Linked DNA regions of Homo sapiens: region 1 is linked to region 2. A link is an interaction called in ENCODE POLR2A ChIA-PET data of the cell type or tissue named here. Cell type or tissue: A673. All regions are shown on one strand. Each heading gives the region's core, and the rest is flanking DNA. Links, peaks and the distances in the headings are about the cores only.

Region 1 (16,591 bases), core at 7,560-10,059, 740 kb before region 2:
GGACTCACAGTTCCATGTGGCTGAGGAGGCCTCACAATCATAGTGGAAGGCGAAAGGCATGTCTTACTTGGCGACAGGCAAAGAGAATGAGAGCCAAGCAAAAGGGGTTTCCTCTTATAAAACCATCAGATCTCATGAGACTTATTTACTACCACAAAAACAGTATGGAGGAAACCGCCCCCATGGTTCAATTTCTCCGAATGGGTCCCTCCCACAATTCGTGGGAATTATGGGAGCTACAATTCAAGGTGAGATTTGGGTGGGGGCACAGCCAAAGCATATCAGCAACAAAGCAAGACACTGCTCCCCACACCCCTTAAAAAATAACCACATGTACACAATTTGTGATAAATACTACAAAGGGAATTATCCGAGTATTATGTAAGAAGAGGACAAGGGGACAGAAACACAGGGAAGAAGGCCATATGAAGAGGGAGGGCAAGCTTGGAGTTACGCTGCCACAGGCCCAGGCAGGCCAGGAGCTACTGGAAGCTGAAATAGAGGCAAGGAAGGATTCTCGCCTAGAGCTTTTGGAGGGTGTGTGGCTCTGCCAATACCTTGTTTTTCTACACTTCTAGCCTCCGTAACTATGAGAGAATTAAAATTCTGTTGTTTAAAGCCACTCAGTGTGTGGTAATTTTTATGGCAGCCTTAGGAGGCTAGTAAAGATGGTAACCAGCTCCCAAAAAAGAAGAGAACAAGTGGAGCAGGAAGTGTGCCTAGTCAGAGTGGTCAGAGGCAGCTTCTAGAAGGCGACATTTAAGCTGAGTCCTAGATGAGAAGGCAGTCAGGTAAAGAATGTATGAGACACAGTAGTGAGTGGAAGGCTAAAGACAATGTGCTTTCATAGATTCCACTTATATGAAGTTCAAAAACAGAATTGATTTATGGCAAAAGAAGTCCTAACAGTAGTTTGGTGAGAGGGACTGATGGGGACCTTCTGAGGCACTAGAAATAATTCTGTATCTTGAGCTGGGTGGTGGTTACATGGGTATATACACATGTAATAAAGCAGTAAATTATACACTTAAGATCTTAATGTATTACAGTATTTATATGTAATTTTTACCTAAAAAGGAAAAGAGAGAGAAAACGAAAGACTGTATGACTCACGTGTGTGTGTGTGTGGAGGTAGGGATGTAATACATGCCAAGAAACACCTTCAAGGCAGGAGAACAATAACATGTACAAAGACCACCAACAGAAGTATCAGAAATGCTGAAGGAAGGCCAATGGAGCTCCAGCATCATAAAGAAGGGTGATATAAAATGAGACTGGAAAGGTGGGCAGACATCACCTGGCAGGACCACAGGGAGTTGGATTTTATTCTAAGAACAAAAAATGGTCCTTAAGAGGACCATTCTGAACATGATGTAGAAAATGGACTTGAAGGGGGTAAAGTACAAACTAGAGACCAGTTAGAAACTATTATAGTTTATCAGGCAAGTGACAATTATGGGTTTAGTCTAGGAGCAGTACAATGACTTGTAAAATACTTTCTAAATATGCTGTGAAGTGTCCATTTTTGAGAAGATTAGAAATGAGTCCCCCTTAATTTAAGAAGGAAATTGGCTCTAACATAAGGAAAACTATGAAAACACCTTCTTGGACCTAAAAGTATGTCCTTTATACATGTATTTAAATCCCTTCTATGTACCAATAAGAAAACTGAACTGACACATCTTTGCACTAAATACTGAGCTCTGGACAACTTAGTAATCACACTGAGTCCACTGCCCCAAGTAATGCTCTACTATCTATTAACCAGGCATGGTAGTACACGCCTGTAGTCCCAGCTACTCAGGAGGCTGAAGTGGGAGGATCACCTGAACCCAGGAGTTTGAGGCTGCAATGAGCTATGACATGTCACTGTACTTCAGCCTGGGCAACAGAGGGAGATCTTATTTCTAATTAAAACAAAACATCGCTAAACTTAAAATACAAAAAAAGTAGGGGGAAGGATAATTAACCCTAGGACAGAAATAAAAAGTTTTTTAATGTACTTTTAATCAATACAAGACTTGAGGCCAGGAATGCTGGCTCACCCAGGCAAGGTGGCTCACGCCAATAATGCCAGCACTTTGGGAGGCTGAGATAGGCAGATAGCTTGAACCCAGAGCTTCAAGACCAGCCTGGGAAACACAGAGAAACCCCATTTCTACAAAATAATACAAAAATGAGCCAGGTGTGGTGGCGTATGACTGTAGTCCAGCTACTTGAGAGGTTGAAGTGGGAGGATCACCTGAGCCTGGGGAGGTTGAGGCTACAGTGAGCCGTGATAGTGCCACTGCACTCCAGCCTAAGCAACAGAGCGAGACACTCTCTCAAAAAAAAAAAAAGGGAGAGAGAGAGAGAGACTTGAAGAACTACGCCCACAGAGAACATGACTCATTGAGCAAGGAGATCTAATTTCAGTGAATACCGTCGTTTACATCTAACAAGTCGGAGAGAGGAGGGTGGCAATAGGAGACTGGAGAATTAGAGCAATGAGACAAATACAAGCAAGTCATGATGACAAACAGGTTTGCTTGCTAGACTTTAAGTAAGCTCTAACAAGATGAGAAGATATGGCAAAAGGAGGCGTCATTTAGTGAATGAACTTGAAATCTTTGCTGAGGAATTTGGATATCAAACACATGGAAGCCACTGCTGACTCTTAAATAGGGTGCAGTATTTGAGAAAAATTATTTATTGTCTCTGTGCTATTACATATAATTATTCTTTTCAGAAGAAATCTGAAGCCAAAGACTATCTGGGGGACCCAAGCTAGACAGACTCCTTATTACTCTTTCCAGCTGTCCATTACGTTGCCACCCTTCACTTCCTATCTGAAAATAGTTTCTCTTGGTATAACCACCAGGGATGTGTATAAGTGTGGATATATTATATGCTAGCCAATGTTCATTTGTGCAGGGAATCACAAATGTCAAGTTTTATTTATTTACTCAGCACTTATACAGCACTATGTGCCAGGCACTTTATAAATTTTAACTCATTCAGTTTTCAGAATTATCCTATGGGGTAGGTACTACTCCATTTCACAGATGAGGAAACCTGGTTAGATTAAGTTACCTGCTAAGTATCACACAGCTGGTATGTGGAAACTTTTTAACGTAATATTAGTCCAAAAGCTAATTATTTAATCAAAAGCCTTTTATCTCAAATAGAGCTAATCATAAATGAAATGGTCTTTATGCTCAACTAAATGCAAGACTAGTAAATTCAGGCCCGCTTGCCCCTACTAATAATTTTAAACCAGGGAAAGAGTAAACAAAATCAGGTTTTTTCCACTACATTTTCCCCATCTGCGTACATTAGATACACATCCAATTAAGCATGCCATTGAAGGTCTTTATTCTAATGTTTATATATCTTACACAAAAACAGCCAGTACCGCCAGGCGCGGTGGCTCACATCTGTAATCCCAGCACTTTGGAAGGCCAAGGCGGGCGAATCATGAAGTCAGGAGATCAAGACCATCCTAGCTAACACGGTGAAACCCCGTCTCTACTAAAAAAAAAAAACAAAAAATTAGCCGGGCGTGGTGGCGGCCGCCTGTAGTCCCAGCTAATCGGGAGGCTGAAGAAGGAGAATAGCGTGAACCCAGGAGGCGGAGCTTGCAGTGAGCCGAGATCGCACCACTGCACTCCAGCCTGGGCGACAGAGCGAGAGTCTCGAAAAAACAAAAACAAAACAAAAAAACAAAAACAAACAGCCAGTACCTACAAGGCAGAGTTTATATTTCACTCTTAGTTTTGAGAGGCAGAATAGCAGGAAGAACATGGACTCCAGACTGATTGCCTGAGTTCAAATCTCAGCTCCACCACTTACGAGCTGTGGGACCCTGAGCAAATTACTTAAATTTTCAGTGTCTCGGTGAAACAGGGAAAATAGTACCTCTTTCTCAGATGGCAGTTGTGAATATTAAATGAGATAATACACATAAAGCACTTAAAGCAGTGCCTGGCACAGAGTATACAATATATAAATGTTTGCTATCATTATTATTGTTATTCAGTATTTATGATGATAATGCTTTCCCTCACTGAGCTCCCAAGGCTCGGCCTGGTCACTTACACACCCGCCACTTCCTTGTGCTTCTAACATACCAGGGTCTTTCCAGTCTCTGTGCCTTGGTTCCCACGGGTGTCTTTGAATGGCACACCTTTCCCCGAGTTTCCCGTATGCAGTAGGCAAACTCTTATTTAGCAAAGAATTTCTTAATATTTAAGCACTACAGCAGTTAGAGAAACAAGCCATCATCAGTGAACTGTTATTTCAGAAGGCAGTAAAAGATCCAATTCAAGATGTTTCCTCCAAATAGCACCTAAAAATGTAGTAGCCATCTTCTTACCACTAAATCTCTCCCCTTCTGCAGTTTTCCACCCATCCTTCTTGTCTCTGCCAACTGCAGAAATAATTCTTTCTGCCAGACATATATAAATCACTATCTAAGACAACTAGAATACATTTCAAGCCTTATTAATGTACTTACAGGGAACAGAGGGCAGTTCCCCAAATCTAGTCAAGGTGACAAAGGTACAATTAAAGATAAGTTATGCTTCAATTAACTGTAATGGATCCAGGCAATGCCATAATTAACATATTGTATTGTAGTCAGCTTGTAGTCATAATAAATGAAAATCAAAATATCAAGAATTTCTCATGTTCTATTGAGGCTCTAAAAGGAAAAGTGTTCGTATCTTTGAAATTTTTACAGAAATGTCCTCTAATAGAGGACAACTCATTCACAAATGAGATTTCTTTACAAGTTTTCTTTGTTTTAATTCCAAGTCCATAAGCCACACTTTCATGTGGTCCCATCCAAGAGAAGTGACCTGTGCAAAACACTATTGTATTTTTTTAAAAAATTATATATATAAAACAGTATGCTGTTTCATAAAACCCTGCCTCAGTGACTACCACTTCTATCCACCCAGTCATCCTACCAGAACCTGAGTCATCCTAGACTCCTCCCCGTCTTTTATGTGGCCCTCTACACCACCTCCAGCTAGTCAGTCACCATGTTCTGCCAATCTTGTATCTTCAAATCAAGGATCACAGGGATCTAGCAGGTAAACTGAACAAAGCATTCCTGCATAAAGCATATGCATTGGTAGAGAAGTGGCAAATTAGAGAGCAAATAAAAAGAGGGCAAGCACTATTCAGCATCAGCTGATTCTTGTCAAGAGGAAGTTCAGGGCCAGTATAGTCCAATATTCTGGTTTTTTTTTTTTTTTTCAAGAGAATCCAGAAATCTGGACTTTTATGAGAAAGACACTAATTTTTTTTATTATTATTGAGATGAAGTCTCGCTCTGTCTCCCATGCTGGAGTGCAGTGGCACGATCTTGGCTCACTGCAACCTCCACCTCCCAGATTCAAGCGATTCTCCTGCCTCAGCCTCCCAAGTAGTTGGGATTACAGGCACACACCACCATGCCCAGCTAATTTTTGTATTTTTAGTAGAGACAGGGTTTCACCATCTTGGCCAGGGTGGTCTCGAACTCCTGACCTCGTGATCCACCTGCCTCGGCCTCCCAAAGTAACTGAGATTACAGGCGTGAGCCACCGCACCCGGCTAGAGATACTAATTTTTGAAAGAAAGCAAGTGTGGGCCAAATTAAACATAACTGTTGGCTAAATTCAGTGTGCAGGTCAACCTGTTTTGACGTCTATCTTTAGAATCCCCACTCCTTCCTTTTTATCCCCACCCCTTAGTTCAGGCCTTTGACATTTCTTAACTTAGTTTTATGCAGAAGCATCCTAAAAGGCCTCCAGAGCACCTCTATCTCTCTCCATCTTCTACACGCTGCCAGAGTGAGCTTCCTAAAATTGAAATGTGATCCTGTCTAGATTTCAATTTTAAACAGTGGCTCCCCAAAACCTATAGCACTATAATGTGCCTAAGAACCACTTAAGATATTTGGCTTTTTTTTCTTCTCTGAGACAGGGTCTCACTCTGTCACCTAGACCAGAGTGCAGTGGCGTGATCTCAGCTCACTGCAGCCTTGACTTCCCAGGCTTCAGCAATCCTCCCACCTCAGCCTCCAGAGTAGCTGGGACACAGGTATGCGCCATAACACCCGGCTAATTTTTGTATTTTTGGTGAAACTGGGTTTCACCATATTGTCCCAGCTGGTCTCAAACTACTGGGCTCAAGCAATCCACTTGCTTTGGCCTCCCAAAGTGCTGGAATTAAGGCCTAAGGCACTGCACCTGGCCTGAGGTATTTGTTAAAGATGGAAATAACCGCAATCTATCCAATCTGTATCTCCCAAAGAGAGCCAGGAATTTGCTAAAGACCCTCCCGAAGTGATTCTGATGCCAACAGTCCTTGAACCACACAGTGATCTACAGGATCAAATCCAGAAGTCCTTTACATCAAATCATTCCCCTCTGACAGCACCCCACCTCCCTCTCCAGTCTCATCTCCTGCCACTCCACCATTATGTCTAAAGACCTTATCTAACTTCTTGTGGTTCCCAGAAAATACCGAGGCCTTCATCACTTTACACTCCATTGCTCTCTTGTTCCATAATGCCTTTCTCCCCTCTTAACCTGGTAGTACAGTCTGATTTATGACAGTTTCACTCGTAATTTTTCAACTTTACGATGGTGCAAAGGCAACACGCATTCGGTAGAAAGTGCTATGATATTCTCTCAAAATTCTGGGCAGCACAGCGAGCCACAGCTCCTAGTCAGTAATGCAATCACAAGGGTGAACAGGCCAGGTGTAGTGGCTCATGCCTGTAATCCCAGCACTTTGGGAGGCCAAGGCAGGCGGATCACCTGAGGTCCGAAGTTCAAGACCACCCTGGCCAACATGGCGAAACCTGTCTCTACTAAAAATACAAAAATTAGCCGGGTGTGGTGGTGCGTGCCTGTAATCCTAGACACTCGGGAGGCTGAGGCACGAGAATTGCTTGAACCCAGGAGGTGGAGGTGGCAGTGAGCCGAGATTGTACCTCTGCACTCCAGCCTGGGCAACAAAACGAGACTCCGTCTCAAAAAAAAAAAAAAAAAAAAACAAACAAACAGTGAACAACCAATTCTCTACTGCACTGCCAGATGATTTTGCTCAAGTACAGGCGAATTAATCTAAGTGTTCTGAGCACATTTAAGGTAGGCTAGGCTAAGCTATGATGTTCAGTAGGTTAAGTGTATTAAATGTATTTTTGACTACAATAGGTCTATCAGGAACAGAAACCCATCATAAATGGAGCAGCATCTCTCTCTCTCTCCTTCTCTCTATATAATATAAATATACATATTCATCTTTCTAGACTGAGCTTTGCCTTCACCTCCATCCCCTGAAGGCTTTCTCAACTCTAGCTCCCACTCCCTGGAAGCTGCCTCCTCTCCTCTTCCATAGCAGCCAGCACTTGCCTAACTGGACTTATTAACTTTTTATAACTGTTCATTTACATGTTCACATGCCACCAAACTGAGTTATTTGAAGACAAGAATTTCAACTTAGCTTAATTTTGCAGCCCAAATGCTATGCCTGACACTGAGTAGACCCTCAATAAATGCTTGTTGAATAAACAAAATCAAACTGTATGATGGCCAGGCACGGTGGCCCCTGCCTATAATCCCAGCACTTTGTGAGGCCAAGGGAGGAAGATCACCTGAGGAATTCAAGGCTGCAGTAAGCTATGATCGCACCACTGCACTCCAGCCTGGGCGACAAAGCAAGACCCTGTCTCTAAAAAAAGATAAGAATGAAAATAATTTTTTATGAAATTTTCAGGAACTAGTAAGGTTAAAGGCCAGATTCTGGTTCTTTAGTATTACCATTAAGATGCAAACACAATCTCTCTTTACCACCTCTAATTGTAATACTAATAAATTCACAATTATCATGATTCCTATAATCAGGCTGTTGTTGAGAGCCAAGTTAATTAATTACCATAATATCAAAAACCAGTTCATCATGAAACTATATATATATTTATACACACACACTTTTTTTTTTTGAGTCAGGGTCTTTCTCTGTTGCTCAGGCTGCAAAACAGTGGCACAATCATAGCTCACTGCAGCTCAACTTCCAGACTCAACTGATCCTCCCACTTCAGCCTCCCAAGTAGCTAGGACCATAGGCACGTGCTACCATGCCTGGCTAATTTTTTTTTTTTTTTTTTTTTTTTTTTGTGGAGATGAGGTCTCACTATGTTGCCCAACTTCTATCCTCAAGCCATCCTCCCACCTCAGCCTCCGGAAGTGTTGGGATTACAGGCATGAGCCACTGTGCCCAGACAAATAACTTTCTCGAACCAACCAAACAAGATATTTCACAGAATATTTCCTCCCTTAGGCAAAATGATACAATTTCAAAGTAGCTGCTACACTATCAATTAAAACTTTGCCTTCCCAAATGATGAGCAAACCAGGACAAAAAAAAAAAAAAAAAAACCAACTTGCAGTTTCACCCTTAGATAAGTGGGGAAAAATCCCTCAACTATAAAGACCTGTCCAAGGGCTGGGCACGGTGGCTCACGCCTTTAATCCCAACACTTTGGGAGGCCGAGGTGGGTGGATCACCTGAGGTCAGGAGTTCGAGACCAGCCTGGCCAACATGTGAAACCCTGTCTCAAAGAAAAATACAAAAATTAGCCGGGCATGGTGGCAGGCGCCTGTAATCCCAGCTACTCAGGAGGCTGAGGCAGGAGAACTGCTTGAACCCGGGAGGCGGAGGCTGCAGTGAGCTGAGATCGCGCCACTGCACTCCAGCCTGGGCGACAAAAGCAAAACTCCATCTCAAAAAAAAAAAAAAAGACAAGTGTGGTGGCTCATGCCTGTAATCTCAGCACTCTGGGAGGCCAGGGCGGATCACCTGAGGTTGGGAGTTCGAGACCAGCCTGACCAACATGGAGAAATGCACCGCTACTAAAAATACAAAGTTAGCCAGGTGAGGTGGTGCATGCCTGTAATCCCAGCTACTCGGGAGGCTGAGACAGGAGAATCGCTTGAACGCAGGAGGCGGAGGTTTCAGTGAGCTGAGATCGCGCCATTGCACTCCAGCCTGGGCAACAAGAGCAAACCTCCATCTCCAAAAAAAAAAAAAAAAAAAAAAAAAAAAAAAAAAAGCCTGTCCAAAACAAAGGATGGGTAGAGGCAAAAATAAGGCTGAAATCCTTCAGTATAATTCTCTGAAGTTACCTTAGTTAATAAGCAACAGAGAACAATGGCAGTTAAACCTGATATCTTCACATTTAAAATACAAAAGCACCCTTTCAATATCCAGACATAGAGCTCCTTTTTTTTTTTTAACCATACTTCCAAAATGGTTGATTCTTTTACATTCTCATTCCTTCAATATTTGTTTAGCACTTACTCTGTTCATGGTACTGTGCTAGACCTCAGTCATGTTATTAAAGAAAAAAAAAAAAAAGTCAGCCATAGGGCCTGCCCTCTTAAAGCTCACGTCCTAAAAGAGAAAGTAGACATTCAACTAATAGTCAACTAACTGTTTAATACAATTGCGTTAAGTAACACAATAGCGAATGCAAGTGTCAATACATAACACAGAATCCATCCCACGCTCTTCCATACCAAAAATCAATTGTCTTATAGTTTCCTGCTTCAGAAACCTAATTTCCACTCCCCGTGTGCACCCCTTTCAGCAGTTATTCTGTATATCTGTCAGGTTTCCAACTGTAGCTCTCAGATATACCTCTAGGGAAGATAAATTAAACTACTTCAAAAGTAATTTTTCCACCAACTGCTTTTGTAGTGTCAGTTCTTCTTTACATCCCTCTTATAAAGCATCACATGAGGGAATACAAAATATCTTTTGAGTGTTTTCAATCTTTACCCATTTATGGGGAAAAAAGACTTTTTAAAATAAGCATTTATAAAGCGCTTACTATCTGAAGACAACATAAGGGGAACGCAACGATAAGAAAAAAAGATCTGTGAGATTTGTGTTCAAGCAAAACTGATCCCATGGATTTTTCCTTTGGATACCACTGGATTCATAATTTTAATATAAATGCAGTATTGAGTAATTGCAATAGAAGAATATTTAGGTTATAAATGTGTGCTTTTTTTTCCCCAAGGAAGCCTCATTATAACTAAAATGATATCAACAAACTATTTTAGTGAACATTGGACGCTTGCTAAATCGACCTTTGTTTTCCAGGATGATAGGAAGTCATCTGCTGTCAGATACAGGAACTTATATAATAAAAAAGGGGGAAAGATCAGAACAGAAAATTACACGAAACTTCTAGTAAATTAAGACACTTATTTAGTTGAAAATATAAATCTAGGGAAGATTCTTTATAAGAAAAAGGAGATTTCCTATTATAAACACTGCTCCCATTGAAATAGCTATTTTATTGGCACTTAGAAAGTCAGACCCTAGTAAGGAAGAAAATGTTTTATATGTCAATATTTACCCTGCAGAACAGACAACAAAAGGGGAGTAGAGCTTAAGGCAAAACAGGAGGTATCTGGGTTAACAGCCTTCTAAAATGAAAGTTGAAAAGCACTGGCCCGAGTTACCAAGAAGGCTCTGGACCCTCTTTCCACTTAAAATGTTAAGACAAGTCATCACCTCGGTTCAGAATGGTATGGCACAATACGGCTTGAAAGCAGAGAAACATGCTATGTGACCTTCTAAGGACCCTTGCTTTTTTTTTTTTTAACTCGAGTTAAACAAAATCCATTATGACTTTTTCAGTTATTCATTCATTCCACAAATGCTTACTGGGTGCCTAGTATGCACATAGCACTGTGCTTAAGCCATGATGGTCCACAAGAAAACTCTAATGAGTTGGGCATTATATTCTAATGGCGAGACACGCTAAAGCAGCAATTCCATAAACGAACAGAGCGCACATTTAAGGGGGAAAGGGGCACGTAGGGAGGGCTTCTTTGAGGAAGCAATATTTAAGCTAAGATGTGAAGATGAACGGGTAACAACAAGGATGAAGGGTTAAAGCCCATATTTCAGGCTTGGTCGACTGGATGGTTAGAGTCATTCATTGGTAAAGGAACTGCGGATGGGAACCAGATTTGGAGGAAAGTTAACCACCCGCATTTATTTACTGGGGTCCTAGTATGTTGCCAAGCGCTTCACAAATTCCTCTAATCATTTTGCACAGCAGAAGCTATTACTTTCAGTTTCATACACAAAAGAGAGGCTGAGCGGGGTTAAAATGACGTGCCCAAGACGAAATAAAGAAATCTGACTTTTGTAATCAGGTTTGTATGTGCTCGAAAGCCCGCGCTCTTTCCACTCCACAGCTCCTTCCTGTGCACCTCCCTTTCATCTGGTGGCCCTAGCGCCACAAGCTGCCGCTTAGGAAGTCCCTGCCGGGAGCAGAAGTGGAGACATCAGCAGGATGGCATCGGCAAGTCGCTCCCCTCCCGGGCCTCATCTGCCAAACGATCATCTCCTCCTCCGAAGTTGTATGCATGACAGGCGAGTGGAAACTTCACTAAAATGAAGGCGATTGACACAACAGAAGGAACTCCATCCTTTCGGGGGCTTACGAAAATAATAAGTTTAAAAAAAATAGGAAGGGAATTCCCTCGCTCCATGATCACTGAGCGCTCTCCTAAGGAAAAGGAAATCTCCCGGGGGGTGCCGACTACGGGCGGCGGGCTTAGGATGCTCCCACGCTCCCCGACCCCCAATCCCCAGGACCCGCAGGACCTCCGGAGGAACGCCCGCCAGCCCGCCCGGAGCCACGCGGCACAAGGTGACACGGACCGCGCCGCGCGGGCCCCTCAGCCGCCTGGGCGAGGCCGGGAGCAGGGAGAGGGGCATCCGCCGGCCCGCGGTACCTTGTACTTATCAAAGCCAGCCAGCTGCTCCGGGCTCACGTATTCGTAGCCAGCCATGACGACCCGAAAACTGAGCGCCCACTCGGCAGCGACTCCCGGCTACAAGGCTGTGACACACAAGCACCACACCGGCTGGGCAAGGATGGCAAAGACTGGGCTGCCCGAGAAGGTAGGAGAGCCGCGCTCCGCCCACCGCGCACGCGTAGCCGCCTCGGCCCCTTCGGCCGCCTCTCAGTGCGCAAGCGCAGCCCACGCTTCTCCCCGCCCATCGAGGGGGGGTTGCTAGCCCGCTCGAGCGGCCCGTCCCCCGACACTGCTGTTGTCCAATCGGCGTGGATCAGGCAACACTAAGTCCCGCCTTCCAGCTCTCTTCGTCGCTTCATTTGCTAGCGTCAAAATTGGTGAGCTGAGGTAAGGCAAGAGAGGGGGTGAAAGGTCAATTTCCCAGCGGGCTTTGCTCCCGGTCCCGGGGGAAGGTGGGATTTCTGTGGTATCCGCACTTGCGTGGTGATCTGGGGTATACCGTTTTAGTCTTGGGGGTAGAGTGACTGCTTGCGAACCAGTTCAGCAGTGCCTCAGGTAAGAGGACTTAGTTCTCCCGCTGCAGCGAAGTAAAAGAGGAAGGAGGTCTGTACCGCGAGCCGCTCCCAGCTCCTGGTGCGGTGCGCTGCGTGCCGTAGAAATTTAGTAAACGTGGTTAGATGTAGAGAAGGCCGAGCTGCTGCCGGGGCCACGGGAGTCTTTGTGCGGTCAGCAGAGGGACTTGAAAGACAGGTGAAAGGACATTGGAGACAAGCCCCTCAGGTCTATGTTGCTTAGGAACCTTGGACCGCCTCATCGCACTCCGCTCTATCAAACCGTTCCAAATTAAGATTGCTGGTGTCTCCCGACCAGATAAAAGCAGTGATCTCTCAGTCTCGACGAGTCCTTAAATGCGTTTGCAAGAGGTGTTTTACATAACTGGAGCCCAGTTAATTGTAAAACAAACAAACAAACAAAAAACACTAGATCAATGGCTAGTGAGTATCTACTAATAAAATTTTATAATAGTTGCTGCTTTTTATTGAGCGCCTTCTGTGGGGAGAACTTCACATACATTATCAACCCCATAACAACACTGAAGTGAAAGGCATTATCCCCTTTTTCAGATTAGGCAGCCTGCCCAGAGTCACTTAGTTACGAAGCTCGGAAATGATCGACCCAACATGAAATGAGTTCTGTGTTATGGGAAACCACTACTTCAGGGAGCCTTTCAGTCTCTCTGGGTCTCTGAAATAAGGGCGATTATTTTGAGATACTTTTATGTTCATTCGTTTAACAACTATTTATTGGGGACCCGAGATATGCCAAACACAGTATTATTACTACATGTCTAATCTCCCCTCCTAAAGCATGATTCTTAGAAAGTAATAGATAATCTTATACCTGGTATATGGTAGATAATAAGCTTCTCCCCGCCCCCTGAGACAGGGACTGACTCACCCAGGCTGGAATGCAGTGACGTGATCACGGCTCACTGCAGCCTCGACCTCCCCTGGCTCAGGTGATCTTGCTTCCGTCTCCCAAGTAGCTAGAACTACAGGCGCACACCACCACACCCGGCTAAATTTTTTGCATTTTTTGAAGAATGGGCGCCCGCCAACCAATAAACTTCAGTGTCCTTTATCACACTTGCCCTCGAGGGCAGTATTTGCATCTTATACATCTTAATTTTCCCCATGTTCCATAACCCAGGGGGCTTGCAAATAATACATGATCAACGTATTTTATTGAATGAATGAGCAAAGATCTCTTTGATATGCTGTGAAGTACCAGTTTTGAGAAGAACATTAGAAATGAGAGTCTCGGCCAGGCGCGGTGGCTCACGCTTGTAATCCCTACACTTTGGGAGCCTGAGGTGGAGGGATTACTTGCGATCAGGAGTTTGAGACCAGCCTGGACAATATGGTGAAACCTCGTCTCAACTAAAAATACAAAAACTAACCGGGTGTGGTGGCACGCGCCTGTAGTCCCAGCTACTCAGGTTATTGAGGCAGGAGAATCGCTTGAGCCTGGGAGGTGGGGTTACGGTGAACCGAGATTGTGTCACTGCGCTCCAGCCTGGGCGACAGAGCAAGACTCCGTCTCAAAAACAAAACCAAAAAAACCCTTCATACTTGTAAAACTTAGTTAATTGTGGAAAGCCATAAAATGTGACTTCAGTGCAAGCTAATAATAGTTTATAAACTGCACTTATTGTTTATCAGTTCAGATATAAGCAAACTCAAAATGACATGATTGATTCTTAAAATTGTTTTCTACCTCTGATATTTTCTTTAAAAGCACTTTTTAAAACAGTAACTTTTAATTTTGTGAAAGCAGTTACAATTTGCTGCTTCTCTGCATAAGGTTGTAACAAGTTTGAATCAATTATAAATTCATCTGATAATTTATAAGCTGAAGCATAACCCAGAAATTGGTTTATACTTTGACATGTTACTGGCTGTGTAATCTCAGACAACTTACTTCACTTAGCCCCAGTACTCTTTTTCAAAAAGAGGGTATTTGGGCCGGGCGCCGTGGCTCACGCCTATAATCCCAGCACTTTGGAAGGCCGAGTCGGGCGGATCACGAGGTCAGGAGATCGAGACCATCCTGGCTAACACGGTGAAACCCCGTCTCTACTAAAAATATAAAAACAAAATTAGCCGGGCGTGGTGGCGGGTACCTGTAGTCCCAGCTACTCGGAAGGCTGAGGCAGGAGAATGGTGTGAACCCGGGAGGCGGAGCTTGCAGTGAGCCGAGATCGCGCCACTGCACTCCAGTCTGGGTGACACAGCGAGGCTCTGTCTCAAAAAAATAAAAAAAAAAAAGATCATTTGATCCTAAGATCTAATTCGATCCATTAGAACCTATTAGGTACTACGATCCTATTCATCTCTGAAATTCAGTGAAACTGTATATCATATAACTTCTCTGAGATTAAGTCATCTCATCTGGGAAATCTTGTCTTACCTACAATGATATGGCCCCAGTCTGTTCAATTAAATTCATACAAATTTAAGATATTAGTCATGCTCCATATAACCATGTTTCCGTCAATGAGGGACCACATGTGGTCCCTTAAGATTATAGTGGAGCTGAAAAATTTCTGTCATCTAGTGACATCCTAGCTGTCAAAATGTTGTAACACAAGGCATTACTCACGTTCGTGGTAATGCTAGTGTAAACAAACCTACCGCGCTGCCAGTCATCTAAAAGTATAGCACATATAATTATGTACACTACTGAATACTTGATAATAACTAACTGTCTTACTGGCTTTTGTATTTACTATCAGAGCATATCCTGTCATTAAGTGATGCATGACTGTATTTTCGCAGAATTCTGTGAATCCTAAACCCGGCAGGCATGGTCACGTGGGAAGAGAAAAATGTCATGGAAACAAATTTGCCTTTGGAACTAAGTCACCTTTCTGTTTCCTCGTTCCCAAATTTTATTCCAGGAGGCATTTTTCCCTAAGGCAGCCCAGCTGCCCCGGACTGCTTTAGATTGGCCTTGTTATTCCCATCTGTGCTCTACACGCCACATTCCTGAGTGTAGTTTATTATTGCTTTGTTTCCCATGTCTGCCTCTTCATCCATTGAAGTTTATTTCTTCTACATCTTGTACACTCAAGATCAGGCATTTTGCCTTCCAGAATAATAATCATAGAAAATATCAATTCGTGCTAGAAACAATATTTTTATTTTTATAATATAACCAAAATAAAGTGTTTTAAGTTCCTGGAGTGCCTGTTTTATTTAGTCTGAATAAGAGTGTATCAGATAAATGGAGACAGCCAAAAAATATTGGAGGTTAATTAAGGACTAATGTAGTTAATAACTCCAATATAAGTTACTGAAGCCATAAAAATGGGCAGGGTCTTCCAAAGAAGTTTGTAAAAAGGTATTGATTTAGTTCTCATTTTAAAATAAAAATGAATGCCTTATACACATAAACTCTGGTTCTCAAAGCAGTTTCACATGACTAACAATCCTGAGCCATGGGCCTGATGGCTGTTCCAATTGTATAGAGTGGAACAATAGAATAGTAATATATCTTACCAAAAGTCACCCAGGAAAGAGGAACACAGGTCATCAGACTTTTAGTTGAATAATTTTCCACTACACTATGCTTCTACAAGTTGATGGTAAGATATTAAAAAAAAAAAATCACAAGTCAGTTGTTTTTTTTTTGAGATGGAGTCTTGCTCTGTCGCCTAGGCTGGAGTGCAGTGGCGCAATATCAGCTCACTGCAATCTCCGCCTCCCGGGTTCACGCCATTCTCCTGCCTCAGCCTCCCAAGTAGCTGGGACTACAGGCACCTGCCACCATGCCCGGCTAATTTTTTGTATTTTTAGTAGAGACGGGGTTTCACCGTGTTGGCCAGGATGGTCTCGATCTCCTGACCTCGTGATCTGCCCGCCTCAGCCTCCCAAAGCGCTGGGATTACAGGTGTGAGCCACCGCGCCCAGCTCACAAGTCAGTTTTTAATCAAATTCCAGCATGCTGAAAGGCTGAGAAAGGAGGGTCCCTTGAGCCCAGGAATTCAAGACCAGCCTGGGCAACATAGGGAGACCCTGTCTCTACCAAAAAAAACAAAAAGGAACTCCCCAGTTATTATAGTAAATCTTCTCAAGTGGGGTTTTGTTTGCCTGTTTTTTGCTATATTTTACATTTTTCAATCATAATCCTCTTAGGTAAGAATGTAAAGGGAACTGTATGAGTGGGTCATCAGTCATATTTTTGTCACAGAAAAAGTCTACGCAATATAA
Region 2 (16,591 bases), core at 8,793-11,292:
TCCCGCTCACATTTACTATGATCCTTAATCTCAGATTCCTCTACTTTTACCTGAACTTAAAACTCCTTCCACTGTGCTTATACAGTCTGTTTATCCTGTTGAGTTACAGATTGACACTTTGGTGCATATCCCCTGACCCTTAATAAAGCCTGTGATGTTAAGCACGCATACATTTGTTCACCTGAAAGTGCATACAGGTGGAGGGAAGAGAAGATTCGTAGTTTGTTGGGTGGGAGATTATGTGTGGAGATTTCTACGTGGCTGTTGTGAATAAGAAAAATGGTTAAACAGTGGATCTCAGAGATGGTATGTTAAGGGACCACACATTACTGGCAATACTTAATTGAGGGGTTAATGAGTCTTTTTTTTCCTTTTTTTTTTTTTTTTTTTTTGAGACGGGGTCTTGCTCTGTCGCCCAGGCTGGAGTGCAGTGGCGCGATCTCGGCTCACTGCAAGCTCCGCCTCCTGGGTTCACGCCATTCTCCTGCCTCAGCCTCCTGAGTAGCTGGGACTACAGGCCCCTGCCACCACGCCCGGCTAATTTTTTGTATTTTTAGTAGAGATGGGGTTTCACCGTGTTAGCCAGGATGGTCTCGATCTCTTGACCTCGTGATCCACCAGCTTTGGCCTCCCAAAGTGCTGGGATTAGAGGCATGAGCCACTGCGCCCGGCCAAGTCTTTTTTTTTTTTTTTACTATAAATAGCCTGATCTAGATTATTCTGTAAATTAACAGATTCTTTCATCGGAGACCAGCCATTGAGACTAATAATAATCTTAATGAATGGAAAAATACAAGTGTTTTAGTGCTGATCCAGGTTAATTGAGAATTATATCTGTTATTCTGTATTTGAATATGAGAGTCTCTGAATCTAGGACTAATATTTACAACAGGGTTGAGTCAAAGGATATTTTGAATAAGGATGCAAAGTGTTGTAAAATATTAGTGTTTCTAAAAACATTTTGAAGATTAAGAAAATGTTGTACAAGTGCTAATTATTATAATATATAGAAGTAAAGATATCATAGTACCCATGAAGATCCATTGTGTAATGTTTATGGATGGGTATTAATGAGGTAAGTCTCTTCTCAGGAAGAGTTGCAAGTGTGACCTGGCTCTCTTGCTAGTGTGCTGGACTCTGCCACACTTTCCTGTCTGTCTGCATAGATAGCAACAGTTTCTTTTCTGCAGCAAGGAATAGATACAGTTTTGTCTCTTTGAAGGAGGAGAGATTTGGAGCCAGAAAGATTTACACAACTGCAGTGTGATTAATTTTCTGTAATCTTTTATTATGTCCTTTGATTTATCACTGCCAACAAAATAAAAGCTAAAGTCTTACTCTTGCATTCAAAGCTCTATGTTGGTGGTTCTCAGCTCTGGATGCATATGAAAATAGCACAAGGGACTTTTTCAACATAAGAACAGGATGGGGTTTAGGCATCTGAATAGTATCTTTATTCTCATACCTTATTGAGGATTTGTATGGGTTTAGAACTCTAAAAATACACAAGAAATGATCCTGTTGATTTCTACGGAAATACCCTTTTGTGAATTCAATTGGGATTTGCGAAATAATAAGAAATATACATGTTGGTCTGCCCTCAGTCCCTGGCACAGAGCCCCTGAGACCCTTGTAATTTCCTGAGTGATAGGGGTTGTAGGAGAATCTTTTGTTCTAACGTTTGATCGCTGCCCGGGTTCCTGAGACAGAGCTCCTGATACCCCCTTGTAGATAGGTGGTAGAATCTTTTGTTCTAGTATTTGGACTTTGACCGCAGTTCTTTACACTGAACTCCTAATACCTTTGTAACTTCCTGAGTGATAGGAGCATCTTTTGTCCTAAGGAGGCCACTCTTAGGATATAGACTGTTTGCCAGGGGAGCTAATCATGTGATTGATTAGAGAGTTGGGACTTTAAGCCCCACTCCTTAACCTCCAAGAAGGAAGAGGGGCTGAAGGCAGATCACCAGTGGCCAAAGATATAATCAGTCACCCCTAGGTAATGAAGCCTCTATTAAAAACCCAAAAGGACTAGGTTTGGAGAGCTTCCAGATAGCTGAGCAGGTGGAAGTTCCTGGAGTGTAGCACACCTCGGGAAGGCATGGAAGCTGTGTGCCCCTTCCCGTAAAACACACCCTATGCATCTCCTCCATCTGACTGTTCATCTGTATCTTTTATAATATCCTTCATAAATAAGTGGTTAAATATAGGTGTTTTCCTGAGTTCTGTGAGCCAGTCTAGCAAACTAATCAGTCCAAGGAAGGGTCATGGGAACCGCAATTTTATAGTTCGTTGGTCAGAAGTATAGGTGACAGCCTACTACTTGCTACTGATATCTGAAGTGGGGAGCAGTCTTGCGGGAATGAGCCCTCAGCCTGTGGGATCTGATGCTATCTCCAGGTAAATGGTGTCGGACTTGAATCAGATTATAGACATCCAGCTGTTATCTGCTGGAGAATTGCTTGCTTGGTGTGTGGGGAAATAACTCCCGAGGCATCTGGTGTCAGAGTGAATTGCTGTGTAAGAGAGTAGGAAAAACAGTTTTGTTTTGTTTTGTTTTTCCCCGCCTCCATCTCCTTAGAGGATTGCATTGAATCGCAACGGGATTCTGAGCAGTTTAGAGAAAATTGGCATTTAAATTACACTGAACCTTCCATTTTATGAACATAGTATATCTCTCTAAATCTTTTTTGATTTCTTTCATTTGTATTTTGTAGTTTTCAGCATACAGATCTTGAACATGCTTTTAAAAAATATTATTTAATTATTTATATTTTTGTTGCTGTTGTATTTCCAATAGTCTTCTGCTAGTTTAGAGAAATAAAATTGAATTTTTTATGTTGACCTTACATTCTGCAATGTTGTTAAACTCACTTATTATAGTGTTGTTAGTAGTTCTATAGCTTTCTACATATGATCATATTGCCTGGAATGGACACAGTTTTATTTCTTTACTTCTAATGTGTTTTTTGTTTATTTTTCTTGTCTTATTTCACCAGCTGGGTTCTGCAGTGTGAGGTTGACAAGGAGTGGTGGGAGCAGTCCTCTTGATTTGTTCTTAATCTTAGGGGACAAGCACTCAGTCTTTCTTCACTGAGTATGATGGTCACCATGATTATTTTTAAAGATGCCCATTGTCACATGGAAGAAATTCTCTTTTTTTCCTGAGTTTTCTGAGAGTGTCAGGAATTGATGTTGAATTTTGTCATCTCTGCATCTATTCAAATGGTCGTATCGCCTTTCTCTCTTTTTGGTCTGTTGAGATAGTGAATTATATTGATTGGTTTTCATATGTCAAAATAGCCTTATATTCTTGGGATAAAGCTCCCTGGGTTGTGATTTTTGTCCTTATTTATTTATTTATTTAGAGACGGAGTCTTGCTGTGTCGCCCAGGCTGGAGTGCAGTGGCATGATCTCAGCTCACTGCAACCTCCACTTCCTGGGTTCAAGCAATTCTCCTGCCTCAGCCTCCTGAGTAGCCGGGATTACTGGTGAGCGCCACCACGCCCGGCTAATTTTTGTATTTTTAGTAGAGACAAGGTTTCACCATGTTGGCCAGGATAGTCTCAAACGCCTGACCTCATGATCCGCCCACCTTGGCCTCCCAACGTGTTGCGATTACAGGCGTGAGCCACTGCACCCGGCCTGTCCCTTTTTTTTTTTTTCCTACATTTGATTTGCTCATTTTGTTCAAGATTTTTGTAACTATGTTCATTAGAGATACTGACTTGTTGTCTTTTATTGTAATGTCTTTGTTTTTAGTGTCAGAATAATGCTGGCCTTACCCTTATCCTAAACAAATTAATGCAGGAACAGAAAACCAAATACCGACATGTTCTCATTTATAAGTGGGAGCTAAACATAGGGTACTCATGGACATAAACATGGGAACAGTAGACACAGGGGACTGCTAGAGTGGGGACAGAGGGAGGGGGCAAGGGTTGAAAAACTAACTGTTGAGTACTGTGCTCACTACCTGGGTGATAGGATTATTCATACCCCAAACCTCAGCATCACGCAATATACGCATGTAATAAACCTGCACGTGTATTCCCTCAATCTAAAATAAAAATTGGTCTGGGCATAGTGGCTCATGCCTGTAATCCAAGCACTTTGGGAGGCTAGAGCAGGAGGACCACTTGAGTTTAGGAGTTCGAGACCAGCCTGGGCAACATTATGGGGCCCTGTCTCTACAAATAAATAAATAAATGAATAAAATAAAAGTTGAAATTATTAAAAAAAGAATAATACTGACCTTATAAAAAGAGTTGGGAAGTGTTTCTTCCCTTTTTTTATTACCTGGAAGAGTGAGTAGAAATGCAGTTTTTCTTCTTTAAATGTTTAGAGATCTCCAGTACAGCCTTCAGAATGAGGAGCTTTCTTTTTTGGAAGACTTTAAAATGTAGATTCAATTTGTAATGGATATGGGTCTATTCAGTTTATCTGTTTCTCTTGAGTGAGCTTTGGTGGTTTGTGTTTTTCAAGGAGTAGTCTGTATATATCTAGTTCATTCAAGTTGTTGAATTCATGGACATAAAGGTTTTTAAATAATCTTTATTATTTCTGCAATGTCTGTAGAACCTGTGGTGATATCCCCTCTTAATATTGGTAATTTGTGTCTTCTTTTTTTTCTTAGTCAGTCTGGCAAGAGATTTCTATTGTTATTGATCCATTCAAAGAAGCAGCTTTTGGTTTTATTGATATTTTTCTCTATTTTTCTGTTTTCAGCATCATTAATTTCTGCTCTTATTTATAGTATTTTTCACCTTTTTCTTGTTTTGAGTTTAATTTTCTGTTCTTTTTCTAGTGTCTTAAGTTGGAGGGTTAGATTTGAGAACCTTCTTCTTTTCTAGTATAAGCATTTTTAATACTTACAATGTGAAATTACCCACCATTTCATTCCTCTCTCTAGGCTGTCTTCTTCCCACCCTGGCGGCAACCAGTGTTGTTATTTTCTCAATATCCTGTCACATATAGTTTATACATATGCAAACAAATATATTATTTTTCTCTCTCTTTTTTAACATAGTTGTTAGATAACCTTCTAACAATTATTTTGTTCTATACCTTGCTTTTTTCCCCTTAGTCTGCCTTGCATATGATTCTGTCTTTCATATATAATTTCTTATTCTTTTTGTGATAGCAGTCTTCACTATTAATGGACATTTTGGTTATTTCCAGTCTTTTGCCATTAGAAACATGCTGCAAAAAATGACTATGAATATGCACATTCAAAAACATCATTTTAGGCTTCTCGAGTGTGTAAATTCCATGTGAAAAGAATGGAACAGTTTTCTACCCCCTTTATTTCTCTCCTTTTTCTGTGTTTAGATAATGTGCTGTCTCTTGATAAAGGGCCTACTTGGTATAGAGAGAAAGAAAGAATTACATTAATTCTTCTGCTTGGTCTATCCAAATAACTCCAGGGATATTCAGACTTATTTTCTTAATAATTCCTTTATTAAGTATTAGACCAACATTAATCACTTTATTTTAGTGTATTATTTTTCTATTTAGAGATGAGGTCTGACTGTATTGCCCAGGCTGGTCCCAAACCCCTGGACTTAAGTGATCCTCCTGCTTCAGCCTCCTGAGTAGCTGGTACTACAGGCATGCGCCACAGTTCCCAGATATAATCACTTTAGAAGTCGATAGGATCCTAAGGACGGACTTCTTCTTGAAGGCATTTCCAAGGTGCTGTGCTTTTCCCTCTAGATTATTTTCAAACTCCTCAGCATTGCCAGTACCCTTGGCCCTCTGTATCTGCAGATTCCCATGTGTGGATTCAGACACCCATGGATATGGAGGGCCAACTCTAGAGGGGACTTGAATATCCGTGGATTTTGGTATCTGCAGGGGTCCTGGAAACAATTGCCCATGAATACTGAGGGCTGATTGTATATAATCCTTAGAATGTTATCAGTTCTTGTGCCACTGGTTTCACTTTTACCCACAAGCAGCTTTTTTTTCTTTCTTTTAGTAAGGAATATCAATAAGTCAACAAGTATTTATTTGTACCTATAGTATAGGCAGTGACTCATGTTTTGTTTGTCCTGCTCATCGAATAGTTTAAAATATAGAGTTTGAAAATATCCCTCAGTAAGAGAATGGATAAAATGCAGTATATTCATACAACAGAATGCTGCATAGCAGGATGAACTAATATATGTAACAACATAAAAAATCTTGTAGATATTTTGTTGAGTGAAAGAAGCCAGACACAAAAGAGTGCATACTGTAAGATTCCATTTGTATGAAGTTCAATTGCTGCCAAATCTGACCTATGATACTAGAAGTCAGGATAGATGTTACTGGGCTGGGTGCAGTGGCTCACGCCTGCAATCCCAGCACTTTGGGAGGCCGAGGTGGGTGGATCACCTGAAGTCAGGAGTTCTAAACCAGCCTGGCCAACATCGTGAAACCCTGTATCTACTAAAAATAAAAAGATTATCTGGGCATGGTGGTGTGCACCTGTAATCCCAGCTACTCGGGAGGCTAAGGCACGAGAATCACTTGAACCCAAGAGGTGGAAGTTACAGTGAGCCAAGATCACACCACTGCACTCCAGCCTGGGCAACAGAGAGAGATTCTGTCTCAAAAAAAAAAAAGGATAGAAGTTACCACGGTGGGAAGTGGGTTTAGGAAAGAGGTGCTTCTGGGTGCTAGTAATGTTCTGTCTTTTGACCTGAGTGCTGGTTAGTTACCTGGGTATTTATTTTGTGAAAGTTCATTCAGTGAACTTTAAATGTTCATGAGGGAACATTTTGTGAAAGTTCATTCATGAATTATGCACTTTTCTATAGGTTCATTATACTTTAATGAAAAGTTAAAAAGGATACCATACAGAATTAACTAAAGGCATAATCGTTGATCATGGTTAGAGCTTAAAATTATATAAAACCAGAGAGATTACTTACTTTTTCCTGGCACATATACTCTCTCTCTCTTTAAAGTGATCATTTAAAAAGTAATCAATTATGAAAGTGATAAATATTACATTACAAAATAAAAGGAAGTGTAGCTAAACTATTTCTTTAAAAATCTTTCAAGCCAGGTGTGGTGGCATGTGCCTGTGGTCCCAGCTACTCAGGAGGCGAAGGTGGGAGGATTGTTTGAGCCCAGGAGGTTGAGGCTGCAGTGTGCTGTGATCACGCCACTGTATTTCAGCCTGGGCGACAGAGGGAGACCCTGTCTCAAAACAAAACAAGACAACAACAAAAAAAATATAGTTCACCTAAGTCAGACTTCACACTGCTTAGACTGAGGACAGTCTTTGGAAACAGTAACTTATGACATCTACAAAATTTATCTCATTATTTTTGAGATTTCTGTTCCTTTTATTATTAATTAAGGTCAGTGTCTTTTCATGCACTTAATAGTCATTTGTATTTCTTCCATGTCTATTTTGTGTATGTGAATGCAGCTTCCCTTTTTCTCTTGTGTCTTTTTTTCTTTTCTTTTTATAAAGTTGATTTGTTTTGGGTCAGTGGTTCTCAATTCTGGCTGTTTTGAATCACTTGGGGAACTCCTAAGAATTACCAGTGTCAACGCCCCACCCTAGGCCAAATAATTAGGATCTCTAAGGGTTGGGCCTAAGCCTTGGTATTTTTAATTTTGTGTGTGTGTGTGTGTGTGTGTGTGTGTGTGTGTGTGTGTGTGTGTGTGTACATTCTATTATGGAAATGTTTATGCATAGCAACATATATAACAAGTTTTTTTTTTTTTTTTGAAAGAGTTTCGCTCTTGTTGCCCAGGCAACAAGAGATGATGCTATCTCAGCTCACTGCAACCTCCGCCTCCTGGGTTCAAGCAATTTTCCTGCCTCAGCCTTCTGAGTAGCTGGGATTACAGGCATGCGCCACCACACCTGGCTAATTTTGTATTTTTAGTAGAGACGGAGTTTCTTCATGTTGGTCAGGCTGGTCTTGAACTCCCGACCTCAGGTGATCTGCCTGCCTCGGCCTCCCAAAGTGCTGGGATTACAGGCGTGAGCCACTGTACCCGGCCCATCAGGCATTCTTAATCCCACTCTGGACTTCAGCAATAGTTTCTTTTGTTGCTTCATCTTTGTGGGCCACTTTACTTCAGGTTAGAAGCTGTATCCATCAGAGTTCTTAGTTGTAAGTAATAGATACCATCTCTGGCTAATTAATTAAAAGGGTGACCCACAGATTCTGTAAGTAGGTTGGGAAAGTAGGCTTGAAAACTACACTGCTAGGAACATAGTGCAAAATGATTGCACAGAACTCTCATGAAGACACCTCTCTGGCCACAGACCTTGCTGCTTGTGCTCCAAACACCACTGATGCTGGGCTCTGGGTGCTGCCCCAAGAATCATTATCTCTGCTGCCCCAGAACACTGAATGTAGCTGCCCCTACTGCTGCCATCCCCACTAGGTGGATTCTTCTGGAGTTCCTGCTTCTCCAAGTTAATATTTACCCCCTTGAAATCTAGCATAGTGCATTTTATTGGTGGAGCTCTGTTATGTGCCCCTATCCTAGTTTCAGAGAAAGATGAGAAAGCAAATATATGTTTTTTTTTCCTTCTTTGTACTTTAGTAGTGGAAAGTCTACTTGTCCCATAAGGTAGGGTGTGCTTAAATGTAGACTCAGCTTTCAAGTGCTTGGTGTCAAAAAAGAAAGTCCACTGTAAAAGCTCTGTATCAGTCTTAGAAACCCATTCCTTTTAACCTAATGATCTATCTTATAACCACTAGCTTTTCTTACATAATGCAGTAGATATTTGATGCAGGAATATGCCTTATTTATGGGTGCCATATTGCTTTGTACATGGAGCTGTATCTTTATTTCTGAAGAACAATATATTTTAAAAACCCCATTCTAATTTTAGCTAGTTGCAGTCATTCCTATTTTGTTTTATGAATAAACTCAAGGAGATGTTATAGTTAAAAGCTCAACTGTAACAAATATTGATATTTCCTGGTGGTGTTTTCACAGATAATTTTCTAGCGTATAGGCTATTTGCCTTTTTTCAGGTGTGATCTTTCTGTATATAAAGACAGTGTGGAAAATGGGAAACACTGTATTAGAACCATTGTGGATATAAATAGGATGATACATTCTTTTTCTAAACAAAGAAGGTATAGCTCTCATTATTGCAAAAGTGTTTTACTCTAAGTTACAATGAAACATTGTGAACACAAGCTTTTAAAAATTAACACAAAAAGCACATTCTTGGCTTACCTGTGATAACTTTAACAACCAACTAGTGAAGTTTTTATCTGCTGTGAAACCAGGGCATAGTTGAGTGAATGAAGCCGTGGACACTTTGGGTCAGGGGCCTCGGTGATATTGTCTTGGTTCTGCTGGTGGTGTGCAGCATTACCTTAGGTGATTCATTTATGTTCTTCTACATTTCGTCTTTCCAGTTCCTAAAGAAGAATTAATGTTACTATCCCTTCCTCTTCACTTTTCTTACAGTGGTGTATTAGAAGATCTGAGACAGGTGTGATTGAGCTTCTTAGAATAAACACGTGGTAACATAAAGGTTGTTACAGTAAAAACAAAGATGAATGTACTATAAAATCTTCATAGTAAGATGCACCCTGTTGTTTAGTATGTAACAAGAAACCATTGTTGTAATATCCTGATGTAAGGTTATGTTTCTGAATTATATTCAAACCAGGTGGCCCCTCAGTTTTGAATACTTAAGAACTACAGCTGTGGATTTAATGGGTTTAATTAATAGGAAATTCACTTCAGGTTCATCCATTTGACCTCTGCTACATAGCCAACAGAAATTACATAGAATGTTTCTAAAACTTCCAGAAAATTCAGGCTAGCTTTAGCATTCTTCACCTAGCATAGGTGAAGTCTTAATTCTACAAATGAAAAAAAAAAAATCCAGGGTTTCTAAATGTGGTAAAATTGTAACAGACAAGGTCAGGAATCAACTTACTGGGTTGCTCAGTATTTAGTGATACATTCGAGTCCTTTTGTGGTTTCAGATAGCAATTATTTCTAATATAATTTATTTTGCAGTGAGGGCCGAGGCAAGTTGACGGTATTTTCAGTTAAAGCTATGTTAGCAACCATGTGTGGTGGAAAAATGCTGGACAAATTGAGATGTAAGTATTTTCATATTATTTGAAAAATGCCATTTTCAAATTAGGACTTTTAAATGAATATTGTCAGAATTTTGAATGATGTTATATTGAGCTTTTAAAAAAATTACCATGTCACTCACGCTGCAGCAGCTGGCTCACAGTAGGTGAGTTATGCCACCTACTGTTCAGATGGAAAAGTTGGTTAATTTAATTTATTGTTAGTCCTTTTTAGTGAGAAAATGGAAAAGACTCAGAATCATAATGCTGACATTTAAAAACTTATTTTAGAAATGTTTTCCACATTATTAAAATTATGCTTGAAAATGATTATATTGAGAACTTTTAGTTAAAGTAAATTTGATTGCTTTTACTGAGTTCGGTCTGGTTTAGCTCTTAATAACTCCATTCTTCATCAGGTGATGTTTGCTGTGATTACATTATTCCTTACTACTCTAGAGTCAGCCACAGTTATTTAGAAGCTGATGACCTGTTTTTTTAAAAAAATTCCTGTTATCTTTGCTAATTTTTTTTTAACCATTAGTCATTTTGGCATTTTACCATTCATTAGATACTATAAGAAGGTGATTAGATGAAATCAAAAGAGATGAAATTCACAACTATTTAATTTTGCTGCTTATGGTTTTTATTTATTCAGTTATTAGTTATTAACTCCCTAAGATATGCCAAGAATTGTGCTAGGTGCTTTACATGTATTTTCTCATGGAATCCTTAAAATTCCTTTGAGCAGCAGGTGATATTTTCTTCATTTTATCGATGAGTTAACCAAGGGGGCAAAGCTGGGGTTTTAACTCAGATGTCAGAGCCCTGTTCTGAGCTATGTGATTGTGCTCCCCTGTGCTAGTGCTGTAGCAGGAGACACACGTGTAATTTCAGTACAGTGTTCAGAGTGCCATAAAGCAGTAGCCACAGAGTAGGAAACTGGATGCCAGCTTTCAAGGGATGAGACTGAAGTCTTAATGAGGTAGTGTGGTAGTGTGGTACCCTGTGAGCCCGGATTTGGATGACTGAGTCCTTGCAATATTCCTCCATGCCCTTTTTTTTTTTAAATTGAAAGATACAGAGGTTTGATCAGATTCAAGTATTAATACAAGTTTTTCGGCAAGATTACTTCATAGGTGTATTTGTTTTTTGTGCTTTTTCTTACTTTACCATGACACTGAAAGTTGGAAAGCTAGATGGCCCATTAGATATAGATTTAGATATTCCAAAGAAAGATCTTAATGTATTTGGTCAACTGTTATCCAGTTTATCTTCATTTCAAAGTTAGCTGCAATATAGAACATGTTTTTGGTAATAAGAATTATGGTTTTATTTAAATATTCTTCTGAGGTTTTTCACATGGTATATCCCAAAATATTCTTTGGGCTGAAATTCCTTTTATATTTTTGTAAAATATAAAAATATGTTTTTCTGAGGAAGATAATATGTATGAAAGTATATTTCATCAAACACAAAGAAAAGTTGTAGTCTTGTCTAATTTTTAATGATGCTGATACCAGATAAAGAATATATATACCATCTTTATTAATATTGGGGAGACTGGTTGAAAAATACAGTAGTAGAAAAATACATTAGCAGAAAATTAACTGTATTCTAGATGACTCTGGAATCTTTAAATTTCTTTAAAGTCTACTATATTTACATAGAGCCAGCTCACCTGGCATATGGTAAATACTTAAAATTTTGTCAAATGTAAATTGTTGATTGAATAATAAAATTACTCCAGTTCTGCGTTATAACTGTTAGTGAAAAGGCGCAAATTCTAGTTCTCGGTTTGGAAGGGATCCAGGTGATAGCAGTTTTTTTGATGTGGCTTCTGAACTTTTTGGAGGAACACGAAGTGACCAAGATTGAAGTGGTGCAAAAGCCCACGGGCCAAGCCAAAGGTGACATGTCAGCATGCTCAGGACCCCAAGTCATTGCAATAGTGTTTGGATGGCTGTGATACAGACTGTGCTGGGTTACCAATCACTGTGTTTATCTGATTCAAGTAGATTTCAAGTGTGGTTTATCTTTTCCTTGCTAAAAATTATAGTTTCTCTGCTAGTTGTAGGTCTGTTTCATTATTTTTGTTGTACTGTAATTATCTTGGCTTGGGCTTGAGATGTTCAACATAAGTAAAATACTTGGGTAGGGAAGCCTATCTCTACTTTTTAATCTTCCAAGGTGGAAAACACTTTAAAATGTGGCTTGCCCCTTCCATTTTAAACAGAACTTGGCTGGGTGCAGTGGCTCATGCCTGTCATCCCAGCACTTTGGGAGGCTGAGGTGGGAGGATCACTTGAGGCCAGGAGTTTGAGACCAGCCTGGGCAACGTAGTGAGACTGTGTATCTATAAAAGCAATTTTAAGGCCGGGTGCAGTGGCTCCCGCCTGTAATCCCAGCACTTTGGGAGGTTGGGGTGGATCACCTGAGGCCAGGAGTTTGAGACCAGCCTGGCCAACATGGTGAAACCTTGTCTCTACTAAAAATACAAAAATTAGCTGGGCATGGTGGCACATGCCTATAATCCCAGCTACTCGGGAGGCTGAGGCAGAATTGCTTGAGCCCAGGAGATGGAGGTTGTAGTGAGCCAAGAGCATGCCACTGCACTCTAGCCTGGCCGACGGAGTGAGACTGTCTCAAAAAAATAAATAAATAAAAATAAAAGTAATTTAAAAAGTTAGTTTGGCATGGCAGTACATACCTGAGGTCCCAGCTCCTCAGGAAGCTGAGCCAGGAGGATCACTTGAGGCTAGAAGTTCGAGGCTGCAGTGAGCTATGGTCATGTCACTGCACTGCAGCCTGGGTAGTGGAGTGAGACTGTCTCAAGAAAAGAAAGAGAGAGAGAGAGAGAAAGAAGGGAGAGAGAGAAAAAAAAGAAAAGAAAGAAACGAGAACTCACTGATTATACTTTTAACATTTTCATCTCTTAAGGATGCCATTTTCTGATGCATTTAGGATTTAGGGCTGATTGTGAAGCTTGGTTTGTCTACTCCTCCTATTTTGAGACTATTATGCTTTTTCAGTTCTTGAGTTTTTTGTTGTTGTTGGTGGTGGTGGTGGTGGTGGCGGCAGTGGTTTGTGTATGTCCTTTATCACTGGCAAATATGATGTTATGTGTTTTTGGTGCTCCACTCTCTGGAAATCTCTCCTTGCTTCTGACTTACTACTTTTAATATGCTACGGACAGAGAAGTAATAACCAAACCTCTTAGCATTCTATTTAAAATAAGGATTTAAAGTGATTGTTATGAGAGAAGCACTTGAGCTTGTGTAGTATGATTGTTAGCTTTGGCTATTTTCAGAACCTTTCCCTCCTTGTTTTCTGGTTCTCAGCAATGTCCTACTTAGTTGAGGTGGCTGAATAATTGTGCAGCCAAAAGAGAGAAGTAACACTGTATTGTAACAGCAAATGATCTTTGATTGTTTATTCACTTTCTCATACCTAATTATTCCATTGTTTTGGTTCTTCTTGTTTGCTCCAACCTCCTTCTACTGACTGGACTCTCTGTTGTTACCTCTATTAATGCTCCTGTTATATTAAGTTTTCTCATTTATGGAATGTTTTAGCATTTCTACTTTTTTTTTTCTGCTTTGATCTTCCTGCTTTTTACTTTCTTAGAATTTTTCCTATGATTTTCTCCTCTCTACCTTTTTTATTTGACATGGGGTTTTTGGTTTTAGTATCAAGATAGCATTTGAATGACTGAACAAATATTTGTACTTTCTGTTTAAAACATTTCTTAGATTTTTCAGATTTGTCTTAAGAGAGTTTCTGTCTCCAGGTAGCATTCATTTACAGAGATGGTTCATTGTTGTGGCCATTAGAGACTATGTCCTAGATTCGGAGGTAACTTTTATCAGGATTCTAAATACCAATGATTTATAATCGGAATATGGACTTTAATTAAAAGCACAATCAAAATTCAGTAATGTCAGAAACCCAAAATATAACTCAAGGAAACAAAATTTGTAGACTGTAAAGCCCATTATGTATTAAAACATGCTTAATTATCAATTAATTTGACTGTGCAATTTATTTACTTTAATTCTGCTATTTGTTTTCGAAGAAATTTAGTCTCCTTATTCAAATTGCATCTGGTTGCACTAAAAGGAGCAAAAGATTCATAAATTTATTTTAAAATTCGTTAAAAAGCTGGTGCTACTATTTTGAAAGGCAGTTCAACAATATGTATCAGGAAGGCTTTAAAAAGATTCATATTCATTCACTCAGTCTACTTCTTGAGTTTATCCTAAGGAATTAATCAGAAGTGTACCCCAAGTTTTTTGTATATTGCAACACTTATATGAAAACTGGAAACATCTTTAGTGTCCAAAAGTGAGAACTCAGTTAAATTTTGGGACACCCACATGATTGAATATAATGCCTTTAAAAATAGGTTTTAGATCAAAATGCATAAGTGTAATGTAGTTTTAAACAAAAATTTGCTGTGCACATAGAAAATAAGAAATATACCAAAATAATAACAGGGGTTTTTCTCTGGGTTCTAACACAATGGTTTTATAATAATAATTTATATTATTTATCTTTTTGCATGTTTTTGATAGACCACACTATCAGCAGTCAGAGAAAAGATGACCTGAGATTCTTTCTGTTTTGGTCAGAATTGACTATTCCTACTGATGTTTCAACTGTTTGCTTCCTTCATGTTTCATTAGCAGACTGTAGAAGGGCCTCCCTTTGAAGTTACAGTTAAACAGTTTCACCTGTTCAGATTTTAGACTCCTCTGCTGTAGTTTTTTAACCACCCATGGCTGCATAATTATCCTCACTGGTTTCTGTTAACCATCCCTTCTCCTCAGTAGATGGAAGTGACTGTTTAATCTAAATGAGTGATGGCTAGATTTACATTTTTCAGATAACCAAAATGTTTTAGAAATGGAAGGAAGTAAAAGATAAGCCTTAAATATGTATTTTATGAATAAGGGGAAAAAAAGAAGAAAAAGGAAAACAAAAACCAAAGGAGGTCTGGAGCCTTGTCTCAGGTGGTTCCTGGCTGAGTCAACACCAGAAGCCCAAGGCATGCAGACTCCCACCCTCCAGCCTCATTGCAGCTTAATGATGTGGCATATTAATAAGTTTCTTTTTTTTTTCTTTTTTCTTTTTCTTTTGAGATGGAGTCTTGCTCTGTTGCCCAGGCTGGAGTGCAGTGGTGTGATCTCGGCTCACCGCAGCTTCCACCTCCCGGGTTCAAGTGATTCTCCTGCCTCAGCTTCCCAAGTAGCTGGGACTACAGGCGTGTGCCACCATGCCTGACTAATTTTTGTATTTTCAGTAGAGGCCGGGTTTCCCCATGTTGGACAGGCTGGTCTTGAACTCCTGACCTCAGGTGATCCACCTGCCTTGGCCTCCCCAAGTGTTAGAATTACAGGCATGAGCCACCGCACCCCGCCAGTGGCATATTAATGAGTTTCGAACTACAGTATGCACTCGGGCCTAGTTGTGTTTAGGTATTTATCAACATACAGATGTGTGTGCATGGTTTTGTGGGTTAGGTTGCTGAGCTGGTAGAAAGATGACAGGCGATGAGAGTCATTTGCCAGGGAAAGCAAACATGTAAAAGAAAATGGCTTTCTGTTTATAGACTCATTTCTTCAGTCTAAACAGCCCTTTCATCTGCAAAAAAAATAGGTGGCTAGTCATGTGGGGATGAAAGGGGAGTTGAAATAGATGGATAGATCCAGCCAGTAAAACTAGGGTCATTATCACCAGGAAAAAATCAAGACATATGTGATGATGGTGGCTCACTAGCATTTTTTTGCTTATTACACAAAAGATATTATAGAATATTTTAAAAATTGCATACACATGTACATTTAAGGGCTTGATTGTGGGTTTTTCACAAGGGAGAAAGCTTCCTTTTTAGCTGGAAATAACTGTTAGGGAATTAGCATACTTTCAGAGGTGTATAAATAGAAAGAGAATTACTTGGGAAATTAACTGGGGATGTGGGAAGTAATTTAGTCCCTTAATACCAGGAGGGTTTAGGGCTTTATTTAATTAGAGTACTAGTTTAATTTTTAAAATATTTTCATTAAATTTTATTATTTTATTCACTTCTTTGATAAGATCCTTTTATATGTACATAGGTAAATCACAATAACTTAGGTTGATTGTTAAACTTCATTTAAGATTTAAGAATTAGCAATCATTTTTAAATTGTTTTTCTTAGAGATAAAAGCCTATTCACAAAAAAATTGTTTTAAACCCATAACTCAAGAAGTAATGAATTATTTCACTGTGCCTTCAGTTTTGGGGTCTAGCAGTATGTCTCATTAAAGCAAATAGACATGTTTCCACTTCTCTTATTGTAATATAGGCCTGTTATAGTTTCTTATGAATAAAAAATTTTGTATTACTTTGAATCTATTCATATGACGTAGTAACTAAGTATAACTGAAATAATACTTTTTTGTGGGAGTGGTTAGTCATTTTACTATCCAGTCACTCCTTTTTATTACTCTGAATGAGTTAGGTATAGATTCGTTGGTGTGGGTGTA

Evidence for each region. Peaks named below come from ENCODE experiments on the same cell type or tissue, not always from the same donor. Only the 100,000 strongest peaks of a DNase experiment are listed, where the experiment ranks them.
Region 1: POLR2A ChIA-PET joins it to region 2 with 13 read pairs; 2 of 35 experiments call an interaction of 5 or more read pairs at or near these places.

The regions. Positions count from the first base shown.
Region 1 is chr2:26,341,494-26,358,084 of GRCh38, reverse strand. It overlaps SELENOI (selenoprotein I), which reads right to left and starts at 11,942. Exons shown (of 10, transcript NM_033505.4): 1 at 11,796-11,942. The coding sequence starts at 11,852. ADGRF3 (adhesion G protein-coupled receptor F3) reads left to right here and starts at 11,296. Exons shown (of 14, transcript NM_001321971.2): 1 at 11,296-11,964. The coding sequence starts at 11,851. RefSeq lists enhancers at 11,038-11,137, 11,250-12,017, 12,338-12,477 and silencers at 11,678-11,727, 11,788-11,847, 11,898-12,127. In A673, for the core only: no CTCF peak of the experiment used is centred there; no DNase peak of the experiment used is centred there; H3K4me3 peaks cover 495 bases.
Region 2 is chr2:25,600,733-25,617,323 of GRCh38, reverse strand. It overlaps DTNB (dystrobrevin beta), which reads left to right. Exons shown (of 21, transcript NM_021907.5): 5 at 10,003-10,088. Among named protein-coding and RNA genes, the nearest start is that of DTNB, 65 kb to the left of the region's middle. RefSeq lists silencers at 12,513-12,746, 15,428-15,477 and an enhancer at 14,898-14,947. In A673, for the core only: a CTCF peak has its summit at 10,255 (motif pointing left); no DNase peak of the experiment used is centred there.